Regions from separate parts of the Mus musculus genome. Here all the other regions are linked to region 2. Evidence: chromatin loops called from intact Hi-C (ENCODE). Cell type or tissue: gastrocnemius. All regions are shown on one strand. Links, peaks and the distances in the headings refer to the core of each region. The heading gives the core; the rest is flanking DNA.

Region 1 (5,000 bases), core at 1-5,000, 86 kb after region 2:
CAGCCCCTCCCTCCTTCCATTTGCTAAGGCCCCAGGGAGCCAAAGCGCTGCAGGGTCTGCTGCCAAGAAGCACTGAAAAACGCGTCTCTGGCCCCTAAAAGAAACCACTGTGCATTTCTCATGAAAGAGGACATGGAAAAACTCAGCAGGGATTGCAGCAGTCCTGAGCAGGACGCAGATCCCCTCAGCTTCACTTGGCCAGGGAGAGTTAGAGGTCAGTTCTTCTCTAGCTGCTGCCATCTGAACTTAGCAAAGCTGAGGCTGAGCCTGTGGCCGCTCCAGAGCAAACGTAGCTCTCCTAGCAAGGACCCAGCAAGCTCACCGCTACCAGCAGCAGGAAGGCTCACCTGCCCACCTTCCTCTCACACATTCGGGGAGATAGAGGTCCTAGGATGATGGCACCTGACCACCTGGGTTAGCCTTCACGGCAGTGGCCACAGTGTAGTCTAGGGACACAAGAATGTCCAGTCCCACCTGGGAATCCATGTATTCTGTGTAAAACCAATTCACCAAGTGGCCAAGTGAGATGACAGAGTATTAGGAAAGAATTTGGAAGTTCATGGTGGTGGTGGGGCCTTGCACAAGGAGAGAACGGAATGAGCCAGACAGCCCAGACTTCTCGAAGGCTTTCATTCTTTTGTCATGGCAAATGTGACTCTCTGAGCAGCTGGGAAGCATCTCTTCAAAGGAAAAACTCACTCATGCCCACAGGATGGCTAGGCTCTCCAGGGGAAGCTGCAGAATGCGGGTCCAGAACCATCTTTGATGTTCCCGACCTTGGAACAATGGGGGAGGAGGCTGGCTGTGTGAGGGAGGAGCCCACCTGGTCTGTGGCGCCAGCTGTCACCCTGGAGGGGCAGTTCACAAATACCAGCCTCTGGCCCCTTCCTTCAACTCTAAGAGCCCCTGGTATTTTCTCCTTGACAACGCAGTAATTTGGGGAGATGTATCCTCTGTCCTCCACCTTTTTAATGTGCCACTTGTGGAGGACACAATATCAGAAGGAATGTCACTTCGTGGCCCGTGTGGGACCGCCTGCATTTGCCCAAATCCTTCTGTTGGCACGGGCACCCACATTTTATTCAGGTGAAGAGCGTTGAAAGAGGTATCAGGAGTGAAATACTGTCATCCTCGCTGGCAGCTCTCTGCATGCTAAAGTAAAGCCCCAGCCCTGCGGAGCCAACCATCAAAGCCGACGGTAATCCGGGAACAATGCTCCATGACAATGTTTTTATTTTTATTCCCTGACAGGTGATAGGTGCGGCAGAGCTGGCTGGGTTTTGAGAAGCCCACTGGGGGAAACTCAGCTTTGTCCTTGAGCAAAGCCAAGGCCATCTGTCCATTAAAATAAATACATATATATGTATATATTCATATGTGTATATATAAATTTATATGTACATATAAGTTCATATGTATATATAAATTCATACACACACACATATTATGAAAACACCAACATCTCTTACTTCAGCTGCTTGGAAAACAGTAAATCTCCTTTTCTACAGTGACCAATAGGGATAAACAGCATTATGAAGACCCCAGCCAGACCTAAGGCATTCTCTTGGGTGTTTGTCCCTCTTTTCCTAACAAGCATTAGCCTAGTAAGCTGGCGTAGGAAGAACATAGTACCTGCACTACTGAGATAAATGCCAGCGCATTAGATAAAACAGAATCTCCATCTTCCTGGAAGACAAAAGAGGTCTGTGATGTTGTCTCAAGGTCATTTGGAGCAACCCACAGCTACGGAGCAGAGACACAGGAAAGAGTGAACTTCCCAAGGCAAAGCTTAGTTATGAAGGGACCCTCCATCCCAAATTCCAAGGAGTTGAGAGGCCCTGGGCCACCATTTGGCAGGATGCTTGCCCTGTGCTGCCCCCTGTTGGCCAGTGGCGCCTCTGCAAGGTGTAATGGATTCCCTGGGTCCAGAACTCTGGTCAGTTTGCAGAACTCTGTACTCCAGCCTGAGCAAAAAAAACAAAACAAAACAAAACAAAACAAAACAAAAAAAAAACAAACAAACAAACAAAAAAACCTCTGAAAATGCATTACAGTGAGAGGGTGTGTTTTTAAGTGGTAAATAGGAATGTTTTTAAAGGGTAGGTATTTTAAAGGGTAGAGGATAGTGTTTCCTCTAACATTAAACTACAGATTCCCCTTAAACCTTAGCCACTAGATACCTTCCTGGAAACGTGTCTCCCCGTGCCTGAAACTTCAGAGAGTTCATTGCTTATAAACTAAAGTTTAAGTTATAAATTAGGTTCTCTAGGTTAGCTAAAACAGTCAGTACTATAGTATGTGAATCTCAACATGTCACTGATTTTGAGATTCATGCTTCTCGTGAGGAGATGTAGTGTCTACATGAGATGAACTGAGGAAGGCTAGTGTGCTGACACAGCACTAGGTGACTCTTGCAGAGTCACTTGTACACAGAGTCACTGGTACAAGGGTCACTTGTACACAGCATGGCAGTACTGGGATGCATTGTGACAGCTGAGATGGTTACTGTGTGACTGTGTGGCTGCAGAGAGGGCAGAGCACACAGTGTGTTTACACTGCGCAAAGTGGTAGTTCATGTCCCAGAAGGACAAGGTTTCATGGCACTGCTGAGGTTGACTGCGTGTGAAACATATGGGTTTCTGGAATTCCTTTAGTATTCTCAGGTCACAGTTGGCCCTGGGTAATTCAAGTCACGGGGTAGAAAGTCACGGAGGAGGGAGGTAGAGGCCACGGTGCCTTGATTCCCTTACCACTCTCCAACATTACATGTCTTTGATGTTTAAGTCAGCGTAATGCTATGTAGGCCAAGAGCCTCAAAAACATGATCCTCCTGCCTCAGCCTCCTGAAAGCTGGATGGTGGGTGTCATACCACCTTACTGCCTCTGATTTTTAACTTATTTTCTCTTTTTCTTCCTTCCTTCCTTCCTTCCTTTCTTTCTTTCTTTCTTTCTTTCTTTCTTTCTTTCTTTCAAGATTTACTGGGCAGAAAGAGGTGTGAACAGTATCAGCGCTCATAGCAGCATTTGGGGCCAGTGGCTCCCCTTGTTCCGGTAAAGGCCCTGTAAAACCCTTGTTAACATTTAATGGGTAAATGTGGCCTTAGGTTTGGGGAAGATGGAATAACTAATTGACATCTCACAGGATAAGAGGGTTGCTTAGGTGAGCCATCCTTTCTGTTGGCCTGGCCTTTCCTTCTAGGCCTTTATAAATCAGCACCCACAGAGAGCAGACCACAGCTTGTCAGAGCCAAAGTTCACCCGGAATGCCTGGGCCACCACTGGGCACGGGTAACCTTGTCTGCTCACTAGTATAGTGACTGGAGGTCATATGAGCTGCATCAGTACATTTAGACAGAAGTTTCTCCATAACTGAGACTATGCTACAGGTCTATAGGCAGATGCTCAAGTGATTCCTTAATCCCTTGCTAAGTTACATCTTGGTGGCCCACATGTCTGTTTTAAAGTCACCTGTCCTCTCCAACCTTTGCTCTCAGTACTCTTCCTTTGAGATGTTTGAAGACGTGGCAGGGTCACCCTCAACAGGGTGGCACAGGGAAGCCAGGGTGTTCAGGATAGGGTGGGCTGTAAAAAGTCATTACAGCCCAGGTGCTGGCTGAAGCAAATGCAATTTCTTCCTGTGGAGAACTCTGGAATGCAGAACTTTGAACTTGGAAGTTACCTTGGAAAGAAGGAAAGTCAAGGGCATATGAACCCACCTCAGGCTTCCAAAACAATACACACACCAAAGAATGCTTGCAAGGGATTAAGGGGTCACCTCGGCATCTGCCCACAGGCCTGTGACATTTACTCACAGTTGGTCACCAAGAGCCAACAAATTTTGTTTGTTGTGAAATAAATTTAGATGTAGGCTCTTTTTTTTTGTTGTTGTTATTGTCTTTGTTTGTTTTTTGTTTTTTCGAGACAGGGTTTCTCTGTATAGCCCTGTATAGACTGTCCTGGAACTCATTTTGTAGACCAGGCTGGCCTTGAACTCAGAAATCCGCCTGCCTCTGCCTCCCAAGTGCTGGGATTAAAGGCGTGCGCCACCATGCCCGGCTAGATGTAGGCTCTTAGAGGAGGAAAGGGTATATAAAAAAGCAACAATGCCTCAAAATAAGCTATTTTGCATTATTCATATCCTAGAGAAAAAATATTTTTAGTCCTCTACTATAAGAATAAACAAGCTAAAATTGCTTCGAGTCCCGGCAGGTGTTTATCTTTGGGGTGTCATCATACAAGCTGGTGTGTCTTTAAGCGGTAATAACCTCCAGTGTCCCGGCAGTACATTTCTGAATATATTACGTTGCTGTTTAAAAAATGTTCCTGAGCAATCAAGTTGATTTATTTTTGGCATTTTTGTTTTTGAAGCAAAGGAGAAACAAACATATTATGCCAGAAGGTAAATGAGAAAATGTTTTTATGCTCTGGGAGATGAATGATGCTTTTCTAATAACAGACCAGGGGCTGGATGGAGGAAGTCTCAGGTGCCCCATATTCCAGGTCTACTATTTTGGATCTTTCACCTGGTGATAATCTCTTACAGTCTGAGCTGTGATGTCATCAGAGTGCAGCCCGACAACAACGGAGCCACAGGCCTCTAAGAACCCCACCTCACTGTCTACAGCACCCCTTCTGTGAGCCCCCGGCCCCTTCTAACAGAGACTCTGGCTGTCTCTCCAAGGCTGAAACATGCGTTTTTGCAGCTTCTGCCTTTTCCTCATGCTTGGGAAACTTCCCTTCTCTCTGTTAACAAAGTTGGCACAGTAGCACAGGTCTGTAGTCCCAGATACTCGGAAAGCTGAGGCAGGAGGATCACTTAAACTCAGGTGTTTGAGACCAGCCCAAGCAACACAGTGAGACCCTTTTTTAAAAAAATGCAGTAGGTGTGGCACCTAAGCCTTTAGTTCCGGTGCTCTAAGAGTTCCAGACCAGCTGGGACTATTGAGACCCTGGCTCAAAGAAAGGAAGGAAGGAAGGGAGGGAGGGAGGGGAGGTGGCTA
Region 2 (11,539 bases), core at 3,162-8,161:
GTGTGGCATATTATTGATACATTATTTGTTAGTTAAAATAAATGAAGTACTTAGACATGCTAACACAGGTAAACTCTGAAAACACTATACTAAGAAAGAGTACTGTGAAAGCAACCATTTAGAGAAAACTTTGATACATGATTGCATGCATATGCAGTGTTCAGAATAAGCGAATTGGAGACAGAATAGATAGGGGTTACCTAGAGCACTGGTGTGTGGGAAGACATGGGAGATGGCTGTAAAGCATATCAAACTTCTGGGGTGATGAATAGTTCTAAAATTAGATGTGCTCATGGTACATAACTGTGAATATAGTAAACCGATTGCATCACTGAACAAATCGTATAGTGTGTCAATTATGTCTCTGTGAAGCCTTTACAAATATCTGGCATGCCAAGGTTCATCGGGCTGCCTTACTGATGAGTTGTCATCATCTCCCTGTGGTCCCTCAGTAGAATTGTATTGTAGGGAATGAGTTGGAGTGAAGATAGAACTTGGGGAGTCATTCCTGTAATATGGGCCATTGAAATTAAGATAGTGGTATCAGTCCGGCAAAGAATAACAAAGTCATGCATGGTTTTAGAAAGCACGAAGAAGCCAAAGAGACGGAGAAGACCAGCTGGCCACATGGGAGAAGCCGGTCGGGAGAACTAGGGAAGAAAAGATAAGTTTCAAATAAAGGTAGTCAGAATCTACTTCGAAGGGTCACTTGGAGATGGTTTTCAGTTACATCTCATCTCGTTTAGACTTAATTGAACTCATGGAAATGTGTTTGAGGGAGAGGGCGAAACTGTATTTCGCTGGAGTCACACCTAGTGAGTGAAGAGTATCAGTCAGCTGTGCTGACCCTAGACTGTGCGCTTGAGTCAGGGTGATTCATTTTACACTTGAAGTATTGGAGAGGAGAATATTTATTGTCCAAGGGGAAAAGAGAAATAGGATTTAGGGAAGACGAGGTGCTGTAATGTTTGGCCAGTGATATAAATGTTAAGATAGCATAGGCTCAAGCTGAGATCATGAGGAAGGTAAGAAGCCATGTTTTGATGTGGGGTACATGACTTCATGATACAGAGTTTTGTTAAATTTGGTTGGGTCAGCTCTGTCTAAGATTGCTTGAAACTGGAGGAACACAATATAGAAATCTGATAGAATGTTTAAATACAGTTATAAAGCAGTGTTGTGTAGTATTTTCTTCAGTCCACTGAGTAATTAGTTTCATTCCCACTGTCTTTTGTATTGCTGTCTGATGTGATACATTGGAAGTTGGTAAAGTGATTAATCAGTATTTGAAATTATGTGTGCATTATCCTTTTCAGGAGTGTTTCCATATTCCAGAAAAAGTATTTAAAAAGAAACAGCAGAGTTTCTGACTCTGGGCCATTGTGGGGAAAGAGTCATTGAAGAACAGACTCTAGTCTTTCAGTGCAGTGAGTTGTGCTGACTGTATGTGTAATTGTTCAGAAGATTTTGTTTAGTTTTGTAGCTCTTGGACATGTTGTTCCTGCCTGCCTTCCCTCCTGCCGTGATGTACCCTGTTCTCTCTTGGTTCTAGATGGTGCTGTACTACACTGTACTTCTATGTCATTGCCATAGAGGGGGACACTTAGAGTGCAGGAACATGGAGTGACAGTGCTCAGAGGCAGAGAAATCAAGGTGGCCTAAGACGCTTGCTGTTTCCAAAAGATAAGACATTTTATCTTCTTTTTCTAGCTTCACATGGTGTTCACATAGTATTTTGTGTAGTGTAAGTTAAGTGCAAGAATAGAAGGGATGGAATAAATACATATTTTTAAACCCAGTGAGTGAACTTGCTTTCACAGCATGATCAAACTGCTTAGGAAACATAGGTCAAAGGCGTCTGGGCGGCTGCAGCCTGTTGGTGGCGGCGCTGTTTGGTACCCGTTACCTTTTGGATTGGGAAGTTCATTCATTCAGGTGTAATTTTAGGCAAATATGGTTTACCTACTATAACTATACTTCTTACTGGAAAGTGATTCATTTAAAATACTTAACATTTGTAAGGAATTCTGTCTGTTGGGTTCTTAATTGCCAGCCTAGGTTATTTTGCTTCATTCTCCATGAATGCCACAGCAGGGCAGTCACAGTGTGTGCTCTGCAGCTTAGAGTGTAGTGTTGCTTAATTTGGAAAGTGATGGTTGTGGGGATGGAGCTGCTCTCTGGATTACATAGGTCTTCTCTGCCTTAGGTTTGCTGACTAGTGAATCTTAAGGCAAGAAGGACTCCATGGAGAGTTTGGATTGTTGATTTTTAAACTGAATCCTCCTAGGTCTTTCTGTGCATTTAACGGAGGCAGCAGGGTCTTTGTTATTTTTAGAAAGCTGTTAAGTAGAAAGCACATCACGACCCTGTGAATTTAGCCCCTTTGAGGACTAATTGAAGCAATTCTTGACATACTTAGTGTATTATTAGCAGATTTGGGTTCTTAATTGCACTGGTGACATAATAATACAACCCTGTTGCCATTAATGGAAGATTACTAGTTCACTCAGCTGAACATCCAGAGGCAGTTTTACATGTTCTGGTAGTGCCCTTGGTAGCGTTGTATATTTGTTTAGATAAAGATCATGTTCCCACTGAGAAGAGGTTCAGTGATTAGGGTTAGCATCCTCATCAGCACCGGCTTTCTTATGTCTGTGGCCATCCTTGTCCGTGTTTCCCTAGTGCTGAGGTTAGAAGCATGTGCTCCCCGATTATGTGGTGGTGGAGATTGAACCCAGGGCTGCGTGCTCACAGAATGATCACTTTACCAACAGAGCCACATCCTCAGGGTTTTCTCCTTTCACTGTCACAATAAAGTGGACAAGAGCTAATTTGTTTATGTAAGTACTCATTTATTTTCTAACTACAGCTCTGCCCTGTGGGTTGAGGTGGATGTACATGCTGAGCTCAATCTGTTATTCAAGAGCTTGACACAGAAGACTTCGTAGGATTAGCCAGTGAGAGCCACTAGTAGGGAGGGATTAAACTTGTCCTCTGGCTCTTGGCGGGTGTTTGTCTTGGTCCTGAAGTTACAGATTCTTCAGAAGTCTGTGAAGTGTTTTGGTTTTGTTTGTTTGTTTGTTTGTTTTTTTAATTTGAGAGGCTCTTTATGGAGAGGGGCAGGGAATATTGAATTAGTTTCTGCTCCAAGCTACAGTAGAATTTACATGCAGTTCTGACTGATTTTCCAAGAGATTAAGATGGTGTTGAACTTGGAAGCCTGGTTGAGTTTTAACACCTCAGTTCTGCCCTGTGCTAGAACTTGGCTGGGAGTGAGTGGGTTTGTGCTTAGTATGGTGACAGGCAGGGCCTGTGCACTGGGACTTTGTCATTTGGTCAAACCTGAAAAAGGGAAGGTTAGATGAGGTTGACACAATTTTCAAAGTGATGCAGACTTATTAAAAAACAGAATGCAGTTATCTTGTTGGTTGCAAATGAATTATATAAAATGTAAATTATATAAATATTTAAATATATAGAAAAGTATTTAAAGTTATCACTCAGAAAAATTTGGAATTTATACAGGTTTTTTGTTGTTGTTGTTAAAGTATATACAAATATTTAAATATATAGAAAAGTATTTAAAGTTATCACTCAGAAAAATTTGGAATTTATACAGGTTTTTTGTTGTTGTTGTTAAAGTAATAGCTATTTACTGTTGTGATTCTTTTGCTTCATGAGATCTGCCTTCTGTGTATTGCATAGAGTGAAAATCACTGATCAGTCGATAGCAGACCACTCTCTTGTTGATGACATGTTTTTAAAAGATAAGAAAATATAGTATCTGGAAACCAGAACATATTTCAGTAAGAACCAAAGCTTTGCAATCTTGTAAAAGAGCAACTACTGTTTATTGAAGCTATTTTTAGTGAACTTTGCTTTAACATTAAGGTAACGTCTTAATTAAAAGTACTTTATTGTTGTAGTTTGAGAGAGAAAGGGAGCATGAGCACCTGCTGTCTTGGCACAGAGCCCAAGGGCCATGGGACTTGTGGGGTCAGAGGACGGAGCTGCAGAATGGCTTTCCTTCTACCTTTAGGCGGGTTTCAGGGATTGAATTCAGGCAGGCAGCAGATGTGCACAGCAAGCACTTTTACTTACCAGATGTTTGTGCCAGCACTCAACTGTTTGTTTGTTGTTGTTTGAGATCAGGATGTCTCTAGCCCTTGCTGTCCTGGAGCTCACTGTGTAGACTTCTGCCTCCCGGGTGATGGTTTACAAGCATGTGCCACCGCACCTGGCTCTGCCGTTTTTAGGACATTGTTGTAAGAGTAGAAAAGTTAGATTTCTAAATTCTGACTAACAATTTTATTTACTTTTTGGGGTTTTTTTTTTTGTTTGTTTGTTTTTTAAACAAAATTAAAAAATTGAACTACCTTCGTTCTTTACATTATTTTGATATGTATGGTCTGTCTCTATATATTTTGATGTCTAGATCTGCATGTATGTGTTCCCCTCACAGTGTCATGTGATCTCTAGACTGACGAGGGCATCACACCATCTCAGATCGTGCACTATTTAAACAATTGAGTATATTTCATTACTGACCTTTCACATAATAAAAATACCTTTAATAAAATGGCGGGGCTGGTGAGATGGCTCAGTGGGTAAGAGCACCCGACTGCTCTTCCGAAGGTCAGGAGTTCAAATCCCAGCAACCACATGGTGGCTCACAACCATCTGTAAGGAGATCTGACGCCCTCTTCTGGAGTGTCTGAAGACAGCTACAGTGTACTTACATATAATAAATAAATAAATCTTTTAAAAAAAAAATAAATAAAATGGCACTAAAACTAAAAAAGATAAATGGCTGCTTTCTGTTTCAAGAGATATAAAGCCTTGATCTCTTTCCCCAGATAATCTGTTCTGAACACTAACGATCCTTTACCTGCTTCAGTGTGAATTTCAAAAGCATATGAAAAACTAGCCAGTAGACTGTTGTTGCAATAAACAGCAGATATCAGCTGTGAGTCCTTCAGTTTGTTTTTCTAAAAGGTAATGAGACTGAGGTCCCCTAGTGCTTTTGAGGAAAGGAACCACTTTCCATTGGTCATTGGCTGGTTTCTCTTTGTCCTGTCCTGGCTTCCTTTCCTTAGGGTTTCATTCTCTGTGTCCACAAGGGGGCGGATAAAGGAAGAGGGAAATACTAAGTGAGCCTGTTCAGGGTTTCACTTCAGTTAGTCAGTTAGGAGTTTGAGAATGACATCAGAAAGAAGCAGTGACTTCTTCTTAGGGCCACTCAGTGCCCTCCGTAGCCCTCTTCACAGACAAGAAGCAGTCTCATAAACAACTGACTTTTAAAGGATGGTTTCCAAAGCAGTGTTACCTACCTTCAGTTTTTTCTGTAAATAATTTCTCTCTACTAAAGAATGAGTTGGGTATAAGGAAATGGCAGCATTTGAATGTATGTCTGATTTCTTTGCGGAGTGTCATCTTAGATTGAGATTTCTCACTGAATGATGTGAATATTGCCTAGTTCAGTCTGCTTCACAAAGAAGTGCAAAGAAGGCATCCTTCTCATTTCTTAAAGGCTTAGTTACTATGGCAGTGCTACTGAGTACATTACACTCATCAACATCTACAGACACATACTTATTATGATGGTTAATTTATTTGCAGCAAATTTATTCAATTGAAGCATATTTGATAGTGAATACCTCAACACCTTATATACTGTTTGAGTCTATGGGAATGTTACTTTCTCAGTGTATTATGTGTTTGGGGGCGGTGTATGCTCATGTATATTAATGTGTGCCTGCTTTTTTTTTTGCAGAATGTCATCTTAGATGCCTGTGTTGAGATTTCTCACTCAATCTCAATATTTTGTATATGTATATGTCTGTGTAGAGGACAGAGGACAGCTTCTGTAGTCATTACTTGGGAGATAGGGTCTCTTTTCACTGGCCTGGAGCACATCAAGTGGGCCAGATGGCTGTCCAGTGAGTCCTGGAAGATCCATGCCTTTCTACCTCCCTTGAGTCTATGGGAATTTTGAATAAAAATGTGTTTTCTGTCAACTGCTTAATTGTTTGTTTTGACTTGGTGTTGGGGTACTGTGATCTCAATTTTTCTGTTTTAGTATGGAGCTTAGTTGCTCTTTCATGTTCTTTTCCTGTGAACATACTTCTTTTGGAAAACTTCTGTTTTTCCCTATAGTCTATATGAAACTCATTTTGTGTATATGATTTTAGCTGTTTAAAATATTGGGTAAAGTAGTGGGGCAAATTTACCAAAATTGATTCTTTAGGCTTAGTTTTTGATGTCTGTTTTTAAAGTCATTTTTCCCCCTTTCTGTTGCTTCTATTAAGATCTCTGGTATGGCACATGTAAGGATTAAACCCGTTACCTAACATTCCTATAGCATTCTTTTTTTCAGCACTTAATGCCTTTTATTCCTTAGCTTCAGGCACGAATTATGTAGCATATGTGAAGAGGCTTAAACTGTTTCCATTGCATTCTTTCTGGCTGGCTGCTGTTATATTTAGGGTATACTTATAGTTTAGACAAAGTAAGAATGTTATTGTTGTTGACCTTGACACTAGATAACTGGGCAGACATTATATAGCTATGTTTGAATCCTCACAAAATGTGCTGTTGAAGCCAACAGAGTCCTGGCGGGAGGCTCTTCTGGACAGCAGAGTTATGGAGCTCTTCTTCACTGTAAGTCCTCGTCTTCAACTCTGGCTAGCTAGGGGCATGGTGAGAGGAAGGGAACGCCTTTGCTTTTCTTAAGCAAAACAGGGCAGGTTTTCCCCATGTGGTTTCTCTTCTCACAACTGACTTACTAAAAGAAATTATATGACAAAGTTGTTGCTGATGTACAAATACTATCTCATTTTGAAGGGCTTAGATCCTACAACAAAACTTCTTGGACTTTGTAACCACTCTTTACAGTCTTAAAAACCCAGCACTTCCTGCTAGCTTGTGTTGTGTGGGTTGCATGGCTATTGTTACGTAACATTAGGAATCCAAACTGACAAAAGCAAAAGAAGATGACAGTACAACAAAAATATAGCATGTTCTCATAATAAAAGTAAACTCAGTCTGGCTGAAAACTTGAAGAAATACTTTCTTTCACTAAAAATATCAACAAGAAACCATTATAACATAAATACCTTCAACGAACAAATACTTTGAAATGTGTAGTGAAAACAACTGGCATAAACTGGGTTTTGGTTTTGTTTGCTTTATATTTTGGCAAATCTGTCTAGCACCTGCTTTAATAAAAGGTAAGCAGATTTCCCTTTTTTATATTTCATTCAGTTGGTATTTTAAATCGTGACCTTAGGAAAAGCTTTCTGTGTGTGTGTTTGCAGTGCACAGGGAAGAGCAGAAATGCTTTAGTGCTCTTAAGAACACAGTCTGCAGCAGCTAGCAAGTTGACGGATCCCTAGACTGCATTTTAAGGACTGTTCCCTAGTGAGCTGTATACATAAGACCTGAGCTACATTAATATTTAAGGGTAGTTTATCTTAAATATTTCAATTTAATTTTTTTTTTCAATTTAATTTTAAAGTGGCCTCTTAGTATCATCTAGCTACAAGAAGCAAGCAGTCTATTCCCATGAGTGCAAGTGAGTTTTAGAATTAAAAAAATTACATGAATATGTTTGTTGTTAATTTTTATTTACAGTGACTTGCACAGAATAAAAATCAATAAAATCTAGATAAACACCAATTAAAAAGATAAAAATAAGGAAATTTTGTTTAATCTGAATCATTATAGTTTTTTATCTTTTCATGTGTTTTGAACTATGAAGGAGCCTTTTGTGACCAAAGCAATTATATTTCAGTACTGTGGTATATATTTTAATGTCTAAACCATGTTTGTCCACCCTTAGGCATACACAAAACACATTTTCTGCCACGGTGTCTTGTTCTGTAGCTGTGGAGATGGCACCCTGGCTGGCTCTTCTGTGTGCCTGATGAGCACTGTGCCACCAGGCCTTGGCTCTGCCCTTCCTAAGGCGGTTCGCGTTTCCTATGGCAATCTTCAGTCTGAGCATTCAGTTTCCTTTTTAAAACCAGAGGGGGGAGCATCTAAAACCATAACCAAGATCAAACAGTACTTGCAAGTAAATTTTAAGGACCTTGTGGGGCATCTCATCTGACAGGAATTGTTTTGATACAAGTCCAAGTTCAAGTTCTGTGTATTTGCTCGACAGAAAGTAGGTCCCACTCCAGCAGTTTGTGAAAAGGTGAAAAACTTGCTGGCGTACAGCAAGCATCTCCACTAGATCTGAACAGCTGTCTAGACAGAGCAGACAGCTGCTTCTGTCAGCTGTGAACTACCACATGCAAAGAACTGAATTTAAAAGTTAACCCTTTTCTACTGTCATTTTAGTAGTTTATGAGTGTAGCTATTTGCATTTAAGCAATTTATAAACAGTTTTAATTTGTTGTAAAAAATGACTTAATCTTTCTATTAGTTTTTCAAGATTTGCCTTCATTTATATGAATTAATTACTCAGTTTAATCTTTCCTTCCATTAGATATCATTATGCTAGATTTCAGTAGATAAATGTACTGATGCATGGGGTGAAGACTTAAATTTCTTGATCATATCTGAAATTTTAAATGGTTTTGGTTACATTCTGCTCCTTAGCAAGTTACAAAGCTGTCAGCCCCCCACCCCACCCTCCTTTCAGACTTTCCTGGTTGTGACTCTAGTGTTTGCCCTCCGTGTGGACACTGGTGTTCCCAGCTCTGCTTTGCTTCTCACACCCTGCACACTCTCTCAGACTCATGCTAATCTGCATGCTCACTGGGTGCTGCCGTGTGGGTGGCACACGGGCGCCTGATGTTTAAGCACACTCTCTCCTTCTCTATGCGTATTTGGTGAATGGCCTCTCTCTGTTTGCCTCCCTGGGTGTCTTGCGCCTCCCCTTGCTTCCTTTCTGTACAGAGGTGGTAGATCTGTTTTTTAATTGTGTGATATTGATTGAAATCCATGTTCAGTTATGAGAGAATGCTTTTGCAATGCAACAGACCGTGAGTCTATATCACAAGAATTACATGTTTAACATGAGTTTATGTGGACTCTATTTTATGAAACAAGTTAACCCTTGGTCCCAGAACAGTTTTTTTATTTTATTTTAAATTGTGAATACTGGCTCTCTCGTTAAGCACATTCATTCTTTTGTGTTTTTGTTATAGTCTAGGTATGAATGGACATCTGGCTCCTATGTGGAGCAGACTGTGTGATGAGTGTCTCTTGTTCCAGTTTGCACTGTAGATGTTGGTAGAATCTGACCCTGGACATCTCAGTGAACTTTTGATTAGCATTCAGAGCATGAAGACACAGATTTAACTGTGCTTTCAAGATAAAGAGCTTAAAAGCATACAATCTAGAGTTTGCAGCCAAGATGTACATAGGATTCTGTGAGTTGTACTTTGAAGTTACTGTATAAAGCCTAAAATACATTAGTATATAGGTTGAAAAGTATTTTTGTTCCAGACCAAGGATTAGCAAACTCAATGTGCTATCAGGGCCGGCCCACAGTAAATATTTTAGGCTCTGTATATAATATGGTCGTACTCAAATCTCTCATTGTAGTAGGAACCTTAAATTAAAAATAAACAATCAAGGAAAGCTGGTATTCCAGGAAAACTTTGCTGATGGTCATTAAAATTGAATACTTTGTCTAATCTTCTTTTGATTTTTTTTTCCCCTCTTTCTCTCACTTTATAAATATGAGAAAAACCCTGCTCTAACCTCTATATCTAACCAGATTTGGTCCATGGGTCAGTGGCTTGACAACCCTTGTTCTAGACCAGAATATAATATATGTTAAGCCTTTTAGTAAGTCATTTAACTATCATTTTTAGATATAGTATACTGGTTTAAATTTCTTGTCTTGACCTTAAGAAACCTAGAGGCTAAGATTAGTGGAATTAGTTAACGAGGAAATACTATGTTCACCATGTCCTGTACTTTACCAGTGAATACATTTAAAAAATCAAACAAAAACATTCTGGTGTCAAGTAATTCATAAATGATTGACAGAGTCAAAGACACATTACTTGAAACAAATAGAGAACAGTGGTTCAAAAAAAGAAAGGGTTGGAGTGCTTCAGTTCAATGCCTGTGGGAAGAGGCAAGTGGCTGGCCGGTATTGTACGTGGAGGTGAATAGGAATAGCCACTTTATAATTCCTTTCCGGCATTTCCTCTTCTATTTTAATGTCAGGTCATAGAAATGAAGTATTTAATATCTGAAAATTTAGGAGTATTGAAGGAACACTATTCTGAGAACCTTTTCTTTAGATTAAAACACTGGGTAGTGTCTGTGTATCAGTATTTCATCATTAAAATAAGGTCTAGTTGTATGTTTAAATGGGTCTATGTATTAAGTGCACACTGTATTTAAAAAACATTGAGTACTAATAGTGATGGTATGATATAAAATGAAATGTAAACAGGTTAGACCGTCTTGGAACTTAAACATGTGTTCCCTGTCCACGAGTGGAGGATATCTAGGGGTGGGTGATAGGTACATTTGCTGGTTTTCTAAGTGTGCAACTGTTTACTTCTACTAAGACAGCATCTATATACTGGATTGAACTTGTCTGCTAACTTTAGAAAGAAGCTGTGGCGGGGCATAGTTAGCATAATACAGATGACTGTCGTTGTTGCTGTTTTTAGCAGAAGCAGTATGTCTGACTGGCTAGCATCTGTCTTCTCTCCTTGTCATAATATGCTGGAGACAGTTCAATTTGCAAAATGTAGGTAGCTCTCAGCTAAAAGTTAGCTGAAATGCCTAAAATCATGGTCTATGATGTCAGGTGAACTGAAGGGTGATTTTTCAGGATTGGTTTAACTGAAGAGTTAATTTTCTAGAAATGACCAGCTACAGAGAATTTTTCTCTTACCTCATTTGACATGGTTCTCACGTGACCCCTACAAAAGAAGAATTTGTTTTTATGGATTAGTAATTCTTTCTAACAGGTACATCGAAAAATCAGAGAAGATTCAGATATGGCACAGGATTCCCTGCAGTGCCTTGCCCAGTTAGCGTCTCTCCACGGACCCATCTTCCCCGACGAAGGATCCCAGGTTGATTATCTAGCACACTTCATTGAGGGCTTGCTCAACACTATTAATGGGTAGGTATGCTTTTCCTTTTGAACTGAAAAGGGAACCTTTTTTGTAGTATTTAATACAAAGGGGGGGGGGAAACCTAAGGATTTTTGGCTTTTCCTGTTTTGTGTTTTGAAGTAGAATTGTATGGCTAATTTGAAATTAATACAGAGATGTGCCTTTAGAAATGAATGAGTGATAATATTCTTGTGTTTGAAAGTGTAGCTTATTTTGTATGGCTTAATCCTCATTACTTGATTTGTAGAATTGAAATAGAAGATTCTGAAGCCGTAGGGATCTCCAGCATTATCAGCAATCTGATAACTGTGTTCCCTCGGAATGTTTTAACTGCCATCCCCAGTGAGCTCTTCTCCTCCTTTGTGAACTGCCTCACACACCTCACTTGTTCTTTTGGGCGAAGTGCTGCGTTGGAAGAAGTGGTGAGTGACTTCTAAAGTCTG
Region 3 (11,539 bases), core at 2,586-7,585, 250 kb after region 2:
TCTTTGGAATAGTGGACGGTAAGTTACCTGGTCTGCTGGCCGCCCTCACCTTCTTTGTTGTTTTGAAGAACTGGGGATTGAACCCGAGGCTCATGTAAGGCAAGCACTCTTCTGTTGGTTCCTTGAGGTGTACTTTGTGTTCTGTTTTGAGGCAGAGTCTCACTGTGTAGTCCAGGTGGCGTCGGCTTCCCAAGCCCTGGGAATCCACGTGTGCGTCAATCCAGCACAAGGTGGCTCTCGACTCTACTTTGGACTTGGACCTGGCCAGTGGGGCATTACTAACCATGACTCAGCAGAAGCCTGGACGGCACTGTGCATCAAGAGGCTGTCGATTGGGGCTGGGAAACCTTCCTCCGTGGCTGCTCACTGTGCCCCCTGGGCACTCCCCAGCACCAGCTGCTACACAGAGGAGGAATGTAGCTTAGACCAGTTAGACCAGCAGCCCCCAAATGGCATGGTCTGACTGCTGCTGTTTTAGAAAGCCCTGCTGAGTGGATTCAGGGCAGGAGAGCTGACCCTTGCCGGCAGTGGCATTGGGCGAGCTAGCCAGGGCAGTGCTGGAGAGCTAGCCTTGGGTAGTCTGGGTTCAGGAGAGCTGCCAGGCTGACTGACTCAGCTCTCGCTCAGACCCAGATCCAGGGCTTTGAGCTGGCCCAACCCAACACCTATCCCATCTATGAACTGCTGGAGCTTGTGAAGGGGCCGGTCCTGCAGATCCAAAGCCCCAGGATATCCGTGACAATCTGAGAGGAGTTCTGGTTAGGATACAGTACTGATGATGGTGTAGTGGAAGCCAGGGGCCTCGAGCCAGGCCAATAACTAATTATAATGAACATTTGCAAGTGACGATGTGTGGGCAGAGGGGTATACTGTGGGACATACTGTGACACTCTACAGCTTTCTATGATGAGATGTTTTCTATGCTTTGTTAATTTTGTTTGTTTGGTTTTTATTTCCTTTTAGGAGGGAGATTGCAAGGGCAGAGGGCAGATAAGAAGAGACAGGGTGGTGAGTGGGATTGGGGTGGGTGACGTGAAACTCACAAAGAATAAATGAAAAGTTCAAACCAAACCAAACCAAACCAAACCAAACCAAAAAAACTGTCCTGGCTGGGTTTCTGTGGTCTGTAACTACCACTGTGGTCTGTAACTTCAGGGCTTGGAGACTGCTGGCCTGTGCTCCCAGGGTAACTCTCACTGCCCTAATCCGGGCCACTTGGGGACATTCTGTAAACAGATGGGGTTGTACAGAGCATAGCCCCACCCACTTTGTTGCTGCGTTCAGTCTGTAGCTTGTATACACCCTATGCTCGAGCATAAAGTGCTACTCCCCCGTTAGGAGAAACAGGCAGAGACGGGAGTACCGTGAGGCTGCTGGAGAGCCGGGACCTCTGGCTTGCAGACTAGACTGTAAGTGTTTGGAAAGGAGACATTTGAACACAGATTTTTGAAGGTAAAACACTAAGGAAGTAGAGAGAATATCATCATGTGGCAGAAAAAAAAAGGTACTATTTCTATAGATTGTTTATACATAAAAATCATAAAATATATTATATAGTTTAAAAAGTGTGTGTGTGCGTGTGTGCTCTTTTGGGGTGGGGGGTTGGCTTTTTGAGGCAGAGATTCTCTGTGCAGCCCTGGCTGTCCTAGAACTTGCTCTGTAGACCAGGCTAGACTCAAACCCACAGAGATCTGCCTGCCTCTGCCTCTGGAGCACCATGACTAAAGGCGTGTGCTACCACTTCCCAAGTGTATATGTTGTTTTTTCTTTTTTTTAAGCATAAATGTAAGACATCACGGATGCATTCGTGGTGGGATGACATATCTAATTTTATTGATGAATAGTAAATAAAGTGTATGTCAGTGGAGAGGCAGATGCAGTCTAACCACCTAGAAGGACACACAGAGTGCGGGTCCAGGAGTCGTCTAAGGCCTGGTGGTTTGCGGTTCACAGCCCCAGGTTGTGGCTTCAGCTGGGTCGTTTACCCCGGTTATCTGGGTGTTCACAGATTCTGCTGTTACTTGGCTGTCACCACAGCAGTCCAAACAATTGCTTCATTTCCTTTATTTGTTTTCCTACCCAAGCTGAAATGGCTCTAGTCGATGTGATTGACATGTGAGGATTTGACATCTGGAAGGCCGAGGAGGAGTCAGAATACTGTGTGACTTGCTCTAGATGGTAGGGCTGTAAACGGCTGTCCCTGTGTATCCTGAGGGCAGGGTTTCCGTTCAACCCTGTGTGCTGCTTAGGGACATGGCGACAGGTGGGTGTGGCTGAGGGGGCGTAGATGGAGCAAAAGATGTGGGTTCTGGTGGTGTGACTGGGGCGGGGATGCTGGTGCACACCTTCAATCCCAGTCCTTGGGGCTGAGGTAGAGGCAGGTGCATCTCTGAGTTTGAGGTTAGCCTGGTCTACATAACAAGTCTAGGATAGCCGGGGCTACACAGAAAGATACCATGTTTAAAAAAATGTGACTTGCGGCCAGAGAGATGGATTGATGGTTGAGAGAGCTCGATGCACCATTCTAGCACCCAGACAACAAGCGCCACGAACATGTCTGCTGCCTTAGCATCATGGTGGTACAGGGACAGTACTGCGGGGGCTTGCTAGCATAGTTGAGAAACTGAGCTCTAGACCCTGCCTCAAAGAAATAAGGCAGAGTGGGAAAAGGGTACTGCCACCCTCTCTGGCCTTCACACACCTGCATGGATGCACAGGCAAGAATTAGAAAATCAGGGCTGGAGAGATGGCTCAGCAGTTAAGAGCACTGGCTGTTCCAGAGGTCATTAGTTCAATTCCCAGCAACCGCACGGTGGCTTGCGACCATCTGTAATGGGGTCTGATGCCCTCTTCTGGCTTTTGGGTATACTTGCAGAGCACTCATACATAAATAAACGAATCTTTAAAAATTAGAGAATCAGATTTTAGAAATAAATTTCAGAAGGAATGATGTGACCCTTGCCTCACCATTTTGATTCACGTTGCTGTAACAAAGCATTAGAGACTGTCTATGCTATAAAGAGAGGAGACTCACTATCTCACACTCTTAATGCTGAAGATCCAGTGCTGGGTAGCTCTATTCATTCAGGCGCTGGCAAGGGCCTTTGCTACATCACAAATGGTATCACACAGAAGGAAGACTTGGGAAGAGGAGGGGGTGGTGTGCCAGTTGGAAAGACAGGAACCAGGGAGGGGGTTCTTTTTATAACATGTTCTCCTTTTTATAACTAGCCCACTCCTGCGAAACCTGTACCCATCACTTCATTTGCGTGGGACCTCACCTCCCAGGAGACCATGCCTACTAAAGGTCCTGCCACCTTTCATCACTATGAAAGTTTCCAGCCCATGAACCTTGTGGGACACATCCAAACTGTAGCAGTCTCCCTGTGTGTCTGACTGACTAGCAAGTGCCACTTTCATGAGCGTGCTGACACGGGACACTGCACTGTACATTCTGGTGAAATTGATTGTCCTAGGACTTAAGCAGAGCTTCTCTATTTCTCTGGTTTCTGAGCCCCAGAGGTGACACCAGCCTCTAAAGAGGACCCTTTTCAGAGCCCAAGAGGGAAGAATGGATGAGAAGACTCATTCCTGCCTGTCAGTCAGCCCCGTGGACTTCCTGTGGGCAGCTGAGGCTTTCTTGATTTTGGCAGCACGTCCAAGCTTAGATGACTCTGAGAGAGGGTTCCGGGTTCCCAGAGCTGGCTGGGTGGGTGGGTAGCAGGTGTGATGACTTGGTAGAAGGCCCTTGGCCAACTGCAGGTAGTCTTTGAGGGAAGGTCCTCGGGGTTTTAGAAAGCAGTGTGCTGGCAAAAAAGTCTGGTGTAACTCCTTGCGTTTAATTTTCAAGGGATGGTCATGCTCGCAGCAGCCTCATTTTCTTCCTGTCAATCAGTGGGCCAGGGCTCCAGCTTCCCATTGTCTTCACCTATTTAGACAGGTGACTTTTTTTTCTTGTGGTTGCTGGGATTTGAACTTAGGACCTTTGGAAGAGCAATCGGTGCTCTTAACCACTGAGCCATCTCTCCAGCCCTAGACAGGTGCCTTTTGTGTGGTTAAAAAAAGTGTCACTGTGTAGAGCAGGCTGTCCTAAACTTGCCACATAGGCCAGGCTGTCCTGGAACTCACAGAAGTCTGCCTGCTTCTGCCTTCTAAGTACTAGGATTAAAGACAAGAGTCCCTAGTTCCTAGTTGATGGCTTGTTTCTTTGTTTGTCAAGACAGGGTCTCCCTGTGTAGCCTTGGCTGTCCTGGAACTTCCTTTGTAGACCAGGCTGCCCTTGAACTCAGAGAGATCTGCCTGCTTCTGCCTCCCCAGTGCTGGAACTAAAGGTGTATGTCACCACTGCCCGGCCCTAGTTGATAATTTTTAATACAACATCTAAAATAGCAATAAGGGGTCAGTGAGATGGCTCAGTGGGTAAAGGTGGGGCCAGTGTTTGATTCCCGTTACTTGCATGGCAGAAGGAGAAAACAGATTTCAGCAATCTGTCTTCTGACCGCCATATGACCCAATGGGGCACACATGCACTGTGGCATGTATGTATATGCCCACACATGTACACACAAATGCTCACACACACACCAGATGAATGAATAAGTAACAGGTAAACAAATGTAAATTAAAACGATTTTTAAAAAAGTTTTAAAAATCCACCCTTATTTCACCTTATAGTGATAATTGTTTGCATATCCTTTCCCTTCTCAGTTTTCAGATTTTGTGACAGTCTCCTGTGTCCCACCCAGGTCTCAAACTTGCTGTGTATCTGAGGACAGTCCTGAACTAATCTGCTTTCCAAGTGTTGGGCCCACACCACAGGTGTCGCTGACAAACATTTTTATTCTGCATCATACATAGTGTTAGCCTGCCATCTAGCGGCTTGGGTTGATGAAAAGGTTCCAGCAGCTTGAAGGAGATAGATGCCTCTGAGCATATTTGGTAATTCCTTACAGGATGAAATGGATGGTCTTGAGCAGTCTAAGATGCCGTGTACAGGGCGTGCCTAGCATCAGGAGGCTCTGGGCTCTGTTCTCAGAACTGTAAAATAAACCAATAAAGGAAGATGCTGTCAGTTCAGTACAGGCTGGGTTGTGTGAGGTGGGGTCATGACTCGGAGCAAGTTTTCTATTATAGTCACTTAAGGATTGACGATCAGTGGCAGTTGGTGTGGGGAGTAGCAGTGGCATGCTTGGTATTCTTTCTACTTCTTTCTTCAGTTATAAGACACGGTCTCACTATGTAGCCCTGGCTGACTCTCTCACCTACTTGTTTTTGATGTCGGATACTTAATTTTTAAGTTTATTTTATTATTATTTTTTTAGTCAGGCTCTCATGCATCCCAGACTGGGCCGCAAGCTCACTATGTAGCTGAGAATGGTCTTGAATTCCCTGCTTGCCTTCCTATGTGCTGGAATCACAGGTGTGTCTACTACACCCTATTCATATTGTGCTGGGGCTTAAACCCAGGGCTTCGTGCACGCCAGGGGAGCGAGCACTCTACCACTGAGCTACCCAGCATCTCAGCTACCGAGGCTCTCGGTATTTCAGATACTTTTAACTGAGCAAAGTGAGTTTCTGTTTGGTAGCTCTACACAGTTCTTCAGACATATGAATTTTTTTTTTTTTTTTTAGTCTGGTTGTATTTCTGGGTTATGTGCTGGCTTCGTCCAGCTCTGTGGAATCCTTAGATATTGCTACTGATCAAATTTGCACAAATCATATTGCTAACTCAAAACTGAGTAATTCAGATGTGCCATGCATACATCCCCTCAGCCAGGAGGCCTGCCTAACCGTTGCCAGGCAAAACAGGCGCAGGGACCTCTGAGGTGACAGAGAATGGAGGTGCCTTTATTCCCTCTACTTGGAAGGACTGAATGTAAGACTGTGAGGGGGCAGGGGAGTCTGGAAGCGATCTCTACAGATGCATCACTGTGGCAGCAATGGGACATTGTTCAGGGGACACCTGAGCTGTGCTGTCCAATGATCACTCTGTTAACACACTGCAGCTCTTGGTTGTTTCACTGAGCTGGTCTTTTTCCGAAGTTTACCATCATGTGACTCCCTCTGGCTGGCTCTCTGTGCTGCTCCTGTCCTGTGTCCAGTGGGTGGGTTTCAGTGCAGACTGCTTGCTTGCCACTTGGCATGAGTTCCCTGAGATGAGAGGCCTGTAAGATCTGTCTTTAGGTCAGTTTATAGCTTATCCCTGAACATGGCTGTAGTTCTGTTTTATTTGTTTGTTTGTTTGTTTGTTTGTTCCCTTGGGGTGTCCAGGCACTGCCACACATTAGGTGGGGGAAGGATGGAGCGGAACCAAGTCCAGTGGTCTGCTTCTTCCCTTGAGATGTCAGGACCTGGGCTGGAGAGATGGCTCAGCCGTTAAAGGCTAGGCTCACAACCAAGAATATAAGAGATGTCAGGACCCGATGAACAGGTGGATCTGCAGGATCCTGGTCTGGCAGTGAGTGCTGTGGGGAGGGAGTCTCCTCTGAAGATTCCAGTGCTGCGGCTCTTCAGTGTTACAGCTCTTTTAGAAAACATTTCTCATAGACAGTCGTCAGTGAAACAGCTTGTGCACATACATTTTATTCTGGGTGATGTATGGGCTATGTATATAGAAGCCTTAGAGAGTGGGAAGGTGCACTTCTTAGGGTGATGTTTCATTGGCTGAGGTTGAAGGTTCTGGGGACACTTCATTTGCATGGAGAGGCATTCCATGAAGCTGGACCAAGGATCACATGACATTCCTCTGGCAGAAGATTTGGGGGTCAGATCAGGCAGAAAAAAGGAAGCCCTGCTAAGAAAAGGGAGTCCTTCATTTTGCGCAGAACTCAGGAAAGCTGTCCAGACATTGTAGACTACAATCATAGCCCATGGGTGCTCATGGGACGCGGCATGGCATGTCTGTTGGTGACTGTTGTGCTTTGACTATAAAATGCCCTCCACAGAGTCGTGTTTTAAATATTTGGTTCCCGTCTGGTGGCACCATTAGGCACACAAGCATATATACGCACTGTCTAAGTTAGGGTTCTATTGTTGTGAAGAGACACCATGACCATGGCAACTCTTATAAAGGAAAACATTTTTTGTGGCTGGCTTACAGTTCAGAGGTTTAGTCCATTATCATCATGGTGGGAGACAGGTGCTGGAGAAGGAGCTGAGACTTCTACATCTTGATCCAAAGACAGCAGAAAGAAACTATGTGCCACACTAGGCCTCACTTGAGCATGGGTGACCTTAAGCCTGCTCCCATGGTGACACTCTTCCTCCAACAAGGCCACACTTCCTAATTGTGCCACTCCCTATGACCAAGTATTCACACATAGTAGTCTGTGGGAGCCATTCCTATTTAAGCCATCACACACACAAACACATATAGATTTCCAGGGGTCTTTGCCATTACCACAGGCAGCAGAGTAATGATATGCAGGAGGGAGGAAGGCAGTTCCGTTCAACGTGACTCAGTATTCAGTCGTCTTGCTTCGAACTTTGGGAGTCTGACCCTGAGTAGTTTATTTTAGGCATATTTAGGCACAGCACAATTTGGTGAAAAATTTCCTTGTGATAATTAGTCCAATTCTGTGTGCACAATAAAGCACAGAATAAAGCTAAATATTAGATGTGACATTATAGAAACTCTTTGTAAAGTACGTGCTCACATACTCTCACACACACTTACACACTCACACACTGACATACTCACATTCGCACGCACACTCACACACTTTCAAACACACCCACACTCACACCCACACTGCCCCCCCCACGAGGTGGGGGGGTTGTTGTGTAACCTCAGCTGTCCTCCAACTGAAAGAAGTCTGCCTGCTTCTGCTTCCCGAGCACTTGGGATTCAAGGTGTGCACCATATACCTGATCTCTGGGAATTTTGTATCTAGTCCCTTCTCCTCCTTTTCTGCTTCTTGGCAGCACGATATAAACTCTGCTGTCCCCTCCAGGCATCTCTGCTATGATGCACTGACACTTTTAACACTGAGCCAAAAAAACCTGTTCCCTTTTGAAATTGTTCTGCCAGGTGTCTATTCACATTGAGAAAGTCACTATCATGATAACAACACCCTGAAAGAAACAGTGGGTCTGCCAGGCAGAGGGGGAACCTGCAGGGAAAATGGGAGCCCTGTATTCAAAGTACAAGCCTGGTATGCCTGGTGTGGAGATGAGCAGTACTTGTAAGGGAGGGTGCATGTGCACAGTAAGGGTGGGTGTGAGTGCATGGTAAGGGAGGATGGCACATCCCTCTCACTGTTAGCATGTGGATAGCTCACATCTTCACTGTGCCAGTGCTCTAAGTAAATTTTGTGGGAGAGGACTTGTAAAGATGAGACAAGTAGAATAGGAGGAAGGGTAAGGAAGTGTTTGTGTGTGTGTGTGTGTGTGTGTGTGTGTGTGTGTGCGCACGCACTGCAGCTGAAGAAGGAGAAAGCCAGCTATCAGCTGAGGTGCCTTGCATTGTAATCCCAGGCCGAGGAGGGAGACTTACCATGAGTTTGAGGCAGCCATTTTCCATGCGAGGGTTTGAACTAAAGGCTTCCCCACCCGTGCCAGGCAGTTGTTCATCACTGACCTAGATCCTCAGACTCCCCCCCCCCTTTGTTTCAGATGGCAAGGTCAGGCTTCAGAGGAACACAGGGGGGCTTGCCATGGCGAACACTTCAGTAAGCGCCTCTCTGTGCACATGGGTAGAAGCCATGATGCAGTTCATGGCAGTATAATACATATCACATACATGCCGAATGTGTGCAGTAGCTGGGAACACTGGGCTTTAAAGTGGTACTTACAGGTCTGTTTCTGGGATTATCATAGGTCACTGCCCAGCCCATTGTTCTCTGTGGTGCTTGAGATGGAGCCCACGACGTTGCAAGCGCTGTGCACCCCAGACCTATTTACCCACTTTGGAATTGGATTTTTAGTATTGTTAGGTTTTTGAGTTCCTTATGTGTGTATGGCCCTTCAGATTTCACCCCTTTCTGCAGGTTGTCTCTTTCTTCTGTAGACTCTTTCCATAGGAGAGGCTTATAGTTGGATGGAATCCTTTTTGCCTTTTATTTATTTATTTATTTATTCTTCTTTTTATTTTTAATTTTTACTTTTGTTTTTCTACTTTGGGCTTATAAAATCATTGTATTGAATTCTTGAAGCTCTCTCTCTCTCTCTCCCTCCCTCCAAACCCATATAGTTTTAGAGTTTCCGATCTTAACCTTAGTGTATCTGAGGGTGGCCTTGAACTCCCTGAGCATCCGAGGATAACCCTGTACTTCTCTGACTTTAATTCATTTTTCTCTCAGAATGGAGAGTTTCCTCTCGTGGATGTTTTCCTCAGCAGTGCGGACTAACAAAGATGTCCTATTTCTCATGTCTGTTCTGTACTTTTGCTGAGTCTCTCTGCTGTAGCTGTGCACTCAGCGCCAGGATCTCTGACCTCTGTGTTTCTCTGCCACGCTGCCTTGGTCTTCATGATGCATAGTCTGTCTATAAGTGGGCATTCTGATGCTGCCAGGTTTGTGTTCTTGCTTTGTCTCTTTAGGGTGTGTTGTATGTCTTATGCATTTTGGTGCTCTGTGAAGAGCAGGGACTGAAGGGAACTTGAATTTACTGTGTCAATTAGTATTACCATTACTCGGGGCAGTGTGGAGGGGTCTAAAGCCAGCACAGGCCTGCCAAGAAAGCTCACAGGGCTGACAAAATGCCACCTAATAACCTGCCACCCCAGTATTCACCAGTGGTGGAGGAATGACTCAGAAATGTTTGTCTCAGTAGCTAATTAAGCTTACTAAAGACGGGCTCAGGGGCCAGTGAGATGCTCAGCAGGTGAAAACTCTTGCCACACAAGCCGGACAGTCTGAGTTCAATTCCTGGAACTCCACTGAGGAGGAGAGAGAGCCGTTTCCACAGTGTTGACCTCTGACCTCCACAGGCATGCTGTATCATGCACCTGCCAATACTAATAAAATAAATTTAAAACGAAAGACTGGTTAATGGTTAACAGTGCATCATAAACCCCTCAGAAGGAAAAGAGTGTTTTATTAACCACTGTGTGTGTGTGTGTTTTAAGCTATTAGATTTACAAATCAGTATTTTTAAGTGGAAACAGCTTGACAAAAAAAAAAAAGAAAGAAAAGAAAAAAGAAAAAAACCTGTCATAAGATTTTGAGACCATTAAAATAGAGAAGAAAATAATGAGAAGAAAATTAAGACCAAAACTGGATGTGATGTCACATTCTGCCACTCGGGACATTGAGGCACGGGAATCATGAGTTCAGGGCCAGGCTAAGCTACACAGAGAGAGACCCTTCATGAAAAAAGTCCAACTCCCATGTGTGGTGACAATCTGCTGGTGCCCTTTTCTGCTTGTAGCAGGAGAGACTGCAGCGCCTGGCCCATGTTGGTCTCAGGCTCGTTTTCCACAGAGCATTAGCTCCTTGTTATGATGAAATATTGAAAGAGGAAGGGTTTATCTGCTTTACAGATTAAGAGAAGATCCAGTGCACATGACTGAAAGCAAGGTGGGAGGAGTCTGAGGCACTTGGCCACAGTGGGTCCCAGTCAGGAAGAGAGAGATTAATCCTGTCGGCCATCTTTCGTTCTCCTTCAGTCTGGGTCTCCAGCCCCATGGGATGGTGCTGCCCAGATTCAGGTCTTCCCTCCTCACCTAAACTTTTCTGGAAACACCTTCATCGACCTGCCCAGAGGTGTGTCAACTGGGTGGGTCTAAATCTTTTCAAGTTAGCAATGTAGATTTGCCATTACATGGAAATTCTTTTTGTTAAAGATAGCATGAAAGTTTATTTATATTTTGGCACATCTTGGTTTTCCTTTTTCTCCCTAGCAATGGAAAGGTACTCTCTTTATACCTAAACCAAAATTAAAAACCCCAAACTACCCCTGGTAACGGCCCCTGATACTGTGTGATGTAAAGGCCCAGCATTCAGAACTGTGCTTTGGTGCTCTGCTCAAGGCCTCCAGTGTAGCTTTATGGCAGAACAAGAGAGAGCAAGGCTCCCTGTGGCTGATTACAGACAAAGCGAGGTCACAGGGTGTCCTGAAGGTACGACCTCACAGATGCCAAGTGCAAGATGGATATGTGTGGTGCTTGGACCATTAGATAATGTGTACCCGTATCAGGGCCTCATATGGCACTCTATAAACATGCACCATTTTGATGTATTTGCTTATCAAAAGCTAAAATCCCTGATGTGAGATGAATTAAAAGGTGTTCGACTTGATGCTAAGAAAAACCTGCAGTATCTTTTTAGGGGGCACAGATGTTGCCTGACAGCTGTATGTGGTTAATGCAGATGTTCTGCCTGTTCAGTGTTTCATGCGTTATAAGCAGTGTTGGCTACATAATTAGATAAATGAGGGTGTGAGCTCCCCATCCAAGCAGCATGCGCCCAGTGTGACTGTCCAGGTACACGGTATGGAGCTGGCTCCCTCCCCCAACCCTCTTTCCTTTTTTGGCAGTGTGTTACTATGTGGTCCAGTCTGGTTTCATACACTCATGGTCCTCGTGCCTCAGCTTTCTAAG

Evidence for each region. Hi-C counts contacts between places; a loop is a spot of excess contacts. Peaks named below come from ENCODE experiments on the same cell type or tissue, not always from the same donor. Only the 100,000 strongest peaks of a DNase experiment are listed, where the experiment ranks them.
Region 1: it touches region 2 in a loop (9-fold over the local background); 15 of 42 quality-filtered maps call a loop at or near these places.
Region 3: it touches region 2 in a loop (4-fold over the local background); 16 of 42 quality-filtered maps call a loop at or near these places.

What each region holds. Positions count from the first base shown.
Region 1 is chr14:57,530,239-57,535,238 of GRCm38, reverse strand. All of the region lies in intron 2 of Il17d (interleukin 17D), which reads right to left. Among named protein-coding and RNA genes, the nearest start is that of Il17d, 7.9 kb to the right of the region's middle. In gastrocnemius, for the core only: a CTCF peak has its summit at 1,879 (motif pointing left); DNase peaks (open chromatin) are centred at 17 and 1,867; H3K4me3 peaks cover 423 bases; H3K27ac peaks cover 1,156 bases.
Region 2 is chr14:57,613,252-57,624,790 of GRCm38, reverse strand. It overlaps Xpo4 (exportin 4), which reads left to right. Exons shown (of 23, transcript NM_020506.2): 7 at 6,548-6,660; 8 at 10,947-11,104; 9 at 11,344-11,518. Among named protein-coding and RNA genes, the nearest start is that of Xpo4, 46 kb to the left of the region's middle. In gastrocnemius, for the core only: a CTCF peak has its summit at 5,117 (motif pointing right); DNase peaks (open chromatin) are centred at 3,981 and 5,113; H3K4me3 peaks cover 336 bases; H3K27ac peaks cover 2,372 bases.
Region 3 is chr14:57,365,896-57,377,434 of GRCm38, reverse strand. All of the region lies in intron 2 of Cryl1 (crystallin, lambda 1), which reads left to right. Gm41161 (a long non-coding RNA gene) reads right to left here and starts at 328. Exons shown (of 3, transcript XR_874654.3): 1 at 28-328. In gastrocnemius, for the core only: a CTCF peak has its summit at 4,869 (motif pointing left); DNase peaks (open chromatin) are centred at 3,694 and 4,865.